Linked DNA regions of Homo sapiens: region 2 is linked to region 1. Evidence: chromatin contacts called from ENCODE Hi-C or POLR2A ChIA-PET data. All regions are on one chromosome and are shown on one strand. Each heading gives the region's core, a stretch centred on a gene start or an enhancer-like site at or near the end of the contact. The rest is flanking DNA. Distances are from core to core; before and after follow the strand shown.

What was found. Hi-C counts contacts between places; a loop is a spot of excess contacts on that map. ChIA-PET counts read pairs that join two places held with the same protein, here RNA polymerase II (POLR2A). Pooled maps may share reads with other maps.
Region 2: POLR2A ChIA-PET joins it to region 1 with 10 read pairs in activated naive CD4-positive, alpha-beta T cell. The contact joins two enhancer-like sites. A Hi-C loop is called at or near these places in 2 of 37 single-sample maps with no recorded cell type and 9 of 50 pooled maps. POLR2A ChIA-PET finds 5 or more read pairs at or near these places in 4 of 52 experiments (H1, activated CD4-positive, alpha-beta T cell, activated T-cell and 1 more).

The regions. Positions count from the first base shown.
Region 1 is chr2:38,534,851-38,537,550 of GRCh38, reverse strand. No RefSeq gene overlaps it. Among named protein-coding and RNA genes, the nearest start is that of LINC02613, 20 kb to the right of the region's middle. RefSeq lists a silencer at 1,335-1,394 and an enhancer at 978-1,588. Within about 2 kb of position 1,355, at least 9 of the 41 ENCODE cell types and tissues checked have a DNase peak (open chromatin) inside an H3K27ac peak, as active enhancers do.
Region 2 is chr2:38,642,308-38,645,040 of GRCh38, reverse strand. No RefSeq gene overlaps it. Among named protein-coding and RNA genes, the nearest start is that of GALM, 22 kb to the left of the region's middle. RefSeq lists a cis regulatory region at 840-1,352. Within about 2 kb of position 1,285, at least 4 of the 41 ENCODE cell types and tissues checked have a DNase peak (open chromatin) inside an H3K27ac peak, as active enhancers do.

The DNA of each region.
Region 1 (2,700 bases), core at 106-2,605:
ATCTCAAAAAAAAAAGGCCGGGTGCTGTGGCTCACACCTGTAATCCCAGCACTTTGAGTGGCCTAGGCGGGTGGATCACAAGGTCAGGAGTTCAAGACCGGCCTGGCCAACGCGGTGAAACCCCATCTCTACTAAAAATACAGAAATTAGCTGGGCATGGTGGCGGGCGCCTGTAATCCCAGCTAGTTGGAAGGCTGAGGCAGGAGAATTGCTTGAAACCAGAACACGGAGTTTGCAGTGAGCCGAGATCATGCCACTGTCCTCCAGCCCGGGGGAAAGAGAGATACTCCATCTCAAAAATAAATTAAAAAAAAAAAAAAAGGTTAAACCCCAATAGTGTCTTTCTTTTGAGTGAAAATGTTTTTAAAAATTAATAATTCATAGAACTTGCATAACGAATAAATATATAAATGCATAAAATATAGCTAACACTGGTGCTTACTATGTACTAGGCATATATGTTATATATGTACATAATTTTGTATATTATACATGCATATGATTATATGCATACATACATTTATATGCACTTACATTAAATATGTAAAACACACACGTATAAATATATATGGTGTATCAACTCATTTAATTCCTGTCAACAATTCATGACGTGAGTTCTAAGTAAATTATTTGCATGTGCAGATGAGGTAATGGGGTTATATACGGGGTTAAATAACGCACCCAAGGTCATTAAACAGGATTTGAACTCAGCAATTTTGGCTCCAGAACTCATGCTCCCCGCTGCCTGTATCCATGCGGGTCTGTATTGTCGCCAACAACTTTCCCCACCACAGTTTAACTTTTTTTTTTTTTTTTTTTTTTTTTGAGACGGAGTCTTGCTCTGTTGCCCAGGCCGGAGTGGAGCGGTGTGATCTCGGCTCACTGCAACCTCCGCTCCCAGGTTCAAGCGATTCTCCTGCCTCGGCCTCTTGAGTAGCTGGGATTACAGGTGCACGCCACCAAGCCCGGCTAATTTTTGTATTTTTTGTAGAGACGGGGTTTCAGACGCGCCCAGCCCACAGTTTAATTTTTATTTTTGAATTGATTTGGGAGTGGGGGGTGGGGTGGAAACTTTTTTTTTTTTAACTGTCCGGCAATTTTGCTGAAGCTACCTGTCCAGGTTGGCCCCGGGGCGTGCCTCTTGGCACCGAACTGGGGCGCCTGAGCCTCGGCAGTGCGGGCGGTGGGTCGGCTCGGGTGACCGGTTACCCCCGGTCTTGGGTCCTTTGCACCGCGGCGATCCGACCGCCTCAGAGCGGCGCGCAGGTAGCCGTGTGGCGCCACCTGGTGGCCGGAGCCCCAGACTCGATCCACAGCAGCGCGCGCCCGGGCCTTCGCGGTGGGAACGCAACCCTGGCTAACAGAACTGCGACCGCTCCGCGCACTCCCGGGGCGTGGTTGAGGACAAAGCCAAAGCCCAGGGTGGCGGGGAGGAGGTGGGCGGCCACAACCCCAAGGGAGATGGGCCTTGGACCTTAGCCTGGAGGATCTTCTCCGCTAAGGAGGGAGACCCAGGAGGCTCGCTCGCGGTCCGCGCAGCCCAGGCCTGCCACCCTGACCGCGCCTCCTCGGAGCCCGCAGCTCCACCTTTGATCAAGTGGGAATTAACTTGAGAAAGGGGTGCTGCCTAAGGACTTTTAAAACGAACTCTTTAACATTTCCAAGTACTTACCCTTCATGTATGTGTGTACATAATCTATGTCTATTTCTTTATATCATCACTTATTTCCAGAAAGGGTATGAAAGCTGGAATGACGTCATATAATGCCATTTTTTTTTCCCTCACGACAGCCCTCTTACGCTTGTGAAGAACGCATGTGCTGACCCCCAGAGCCTGGTCCTGCCGAGCTGCTCCCTGGTGCTGGGGAAAGGTGGCACAACTGTAGAGACAGAAGAGTATTTTGGGGGCCTGGCAGGGGGCAGAGTGTTCACGGTGGTCCAGAAGGTGCAGCCGCATCAGGGCAGGAGGCTGGGAACCGCTTTCTCTCGCCCATAAACCTGCCAAGGAGATCTGGAAGGCCTGCGGAACGTCCTACCTGTACCAGGTGGGCCGGCGGGACTGCATTTGCTACCGGACCAAGAAGGCAAATCTCCCTGGTAGGTGCTCCCTTTCCTAGTGTCTGCACAGCTGCAAGCTAAGGAAGCTCTTCGCTGGGTCCTGCAGCATACAGGCCGCGGGTGAGGTGCAGTCGCCTCCTGTCACAGGCAGCAGGGCTTCCGTGCCACAGAGGGAGGGCAGCCCCTCCAAGGCAGGGCCTCACCCCTCATCCAGACCTGTCTGAACATTCTGCAACGAACGCCCAAGTCCATGGATGCTTCCCTGGCCAAGGCCTGGACCGGCCTCTCTTGGACTTTATGAGTACTGTGTTATTGTGCGTATGGGCACGCCTCCCCATAAAGGGTGAGGTCATCCACTGAGGAAGAAGAACATTTCTCAAAATTGCGCCTGAGATCTGAGCAGGGAAACTTGAGCAGGACTGAATCTCTAGGCAGCTACTACAGTGTTTCCCTCTGTGGGCATTTGATAGATATTTGGTGCTTGCTTCTCTTCTGCTCCCACATAAAACCTCAAGATTCCATCCTCCAAGGAGTCGGTTCCGCCTGTCACTTCACTCCAAGCTCAGCTTCAGAGATAAGGCTTCAGAAGAGAAATGCGTCTTCCCACATATGGCTCTGTTTTGAACTTAAAAACAGATTTGA
Region 2 (2,733 bases), core at 36-2,535, 110 kb before region 1:
TTCACCCATTTAAGGTGTACAATTCGATGGTTTTAGCATATTCATAGAACTGTGCAACTACCACCAAAATCCAAGTTTAGAATATTTCCATCATCTCCAAAAGGAACCCCCACCCCGTAGGAGTCAATCCTATCTGCACCCCAAACCCCACCGCCAGGCAACCGCTCATTTAATTTCTATTTGAGCAAAAATGTTTAAAAGAGCCAGATTTTCTGCTGGAAAGTCAGTAGAACACACTATAAAAATGAGCTGCAGGATAGATACTTAAATTTAAATATATCATGAAAGGCAATTCATTTACTGTAGGAGAGTTTTTTGTGAAGGAACTGATTCCATACCGCACATAGTGAAAGCAAAATTTCTAAGCACTTCATTTCTTTCCTCATTTCACTGTCCTAAATAATCATACTGTTTTCTAAATCTTGGCTGTCTTATAGTTCAGCCTTTCTTTAAGGTAAGTGAGATTTATAAAGACATAAAGTAGATATAAAATTACAAAACTCAAAAAGAAACTCAAGGTCTGGGGCCGGGCACAGTAGCTCACGCCTGTAATCCCAGCACTTTAGGAGGCTGAGGAGGGCGGATCAACTGAGGCCAACAGTTCGAGACCAGCCTGACCAATACGGTGAAACCCCGTCTCTACTAAAAACACAAAAATTAGCCAGGTGTGGTGGCGGGCGCCTGTAATCCCAGCTACTCCGGAGGCTGAGGCAGGAGAATCGCTTGAATCTGGGAGGTGGAGGTTGCAGTGAGCCAAGATCACACCACTGCACTCCAGCCTTGGCAATAAGAGCAAAACTCCATCTCAAAAAAAAAAAAAAAAAAAAAAAAAAAGAAAAGAAAGAAACTGAGGGTCTGATTATAAGTAAGGCTTTAGTTAAAAACAAAAAATTTACCCAACGCCAGAAGCGGCCAAACAAGCTGCTCATTGACAGTGACACTGGAGTCACGTGCCTTTTCTTCTCCCCTGGTATCTGTACAAGCCCTGTCCACTTTAAGTGTTATTCACAAGAGATAATCTACTGAAACGAAAACGAGCAAGGAAGCCTAAGACTCAAGAGTAATTGCTTTCATTATTGTTGCAACATTCCCTCTAACTGTCACATCCTCCACTCTGTACCTGTTGTGTTGAGATAAAAGAGAAAACAGGAAGTGAGGTTGTTATTTAGCACAGGCAAACGACTATCACCAAGAGGTTCCAGGGCCAAGGCTTTCTGGTCAGAGGTTGAGGAGATGTACAGAAAACCAGTTTTGTACCAGATAATAGTAGAAAAGAAAGCTGTGCCCAAACAGAAGCGAGGGGGCATCCCAGTGTGCTGCCTTTGATATTAAGTTACTACCACTTAAGGTAGACAGATCTTATTTACCCCTAACGACTGCAGATTTGAATCTTGTTCATTTGGTTTCAATCACGATCAGGCTACCGAGAGGTGACAGCGTACTGGCAGCCCTCGCTTGCTCTTGGCGCCTCCTCGGCCTTGGTACCCACACTGGCCGCGCTTGAGGAGACCTTCAGCCTGCCGCTGCACTGTGGGAGCCCCTCTCTGGGATGGCCAAGGCCGGAGCCATCTCCCTCTGCTTGTGGGGAGGTGTGGAGGAAGAAGTGCAGGCGGGAACTGAGGCTGCACGCGGCGCACGCGGGCCAGCGCGAGTTCCAGGTGGGCGCGGGCTCAACGGGCCCCGCACTCCGAGCAGCCGGCCGGCACCGCCAGCCCCAGGCAGTGAGGGGCTTAGCACCCGGGATAGCAGCTGCGGAGGGTGCCCTGGGTCCCCCAGCAGTGCTGGCCTGCCCGCACAGCGCTCGCTGGGCCTCAGCTGCCTCCTCGCGGGGCAGGGCTCTGGACTTGCGGCCTGCCATGCCTGAGACCCCCACCCCTGGTGGGCTCCAGCACGGCCGGAGCCTCCCTGATTGGCGCCACCCCATGCTCCGCCGCGCCCAGTTCCATCGAACCGCCCAAGGACTGAGGAGTGCTGGCAGCGCAGCATGGGACTGCACAGGCTCCTCCTGCGGCCCTGGGGAGGGATCCACTAGGTGAAGCCAGCTGGGCTCCCGAGGCGGGTGGGGACTTGGAGAACTTTTATGTCTAGCTGGAGGATTGTAAATGCACCAATCAGCACTTTGTGTCTAGCTCAATGTTTGTCAACACACCAATCAGTGCTCTGTGTCTAGCTAATCTAGTGGGGACTTGGAGAACATTTGTGTCTAGCTAAAGGATTGTAAACAGACCAATCAGCTCTCTGTAAAATGGACCAATCAGCAGGATATGGGTGGGATCAGATAAGGCAATAAAAGTAGGCTACCCGAGCCAGCAGCGGCAACCCCGTGGGGTCCCTTTCCACACTGTGGAAGTTTTGTCTTTTGGCTCTTTGCAATAAATCTTGTTGCTGCTCACTCTTTGGGTCTGCACTGCCCTTAAGATCTGTAACGCTCACTGTGAAGGTCAACAGCTTCACTCCTGAGGCTAGCGAGACCACGAATCCACTGGGAGGAATGAACAACTCCAGACGGGAGGAACAGACAACTCCAGACACGCCTTCTTAAGAGCTGTAACACTCACCACAAAGGTCTGCAGCTTCTCTCCTGAAGCCAGTGAGACCACGAACCCACCAGAAGGAAGAAACTCCAAACACGTCCAAACATCAGAAGGAACAAACGCCGAACACACCATCTTTAAGAACTGTAACACTCACTGCGAGGGTCCACGGCTTCATTCTTGAAGTCAGTGAGACCAA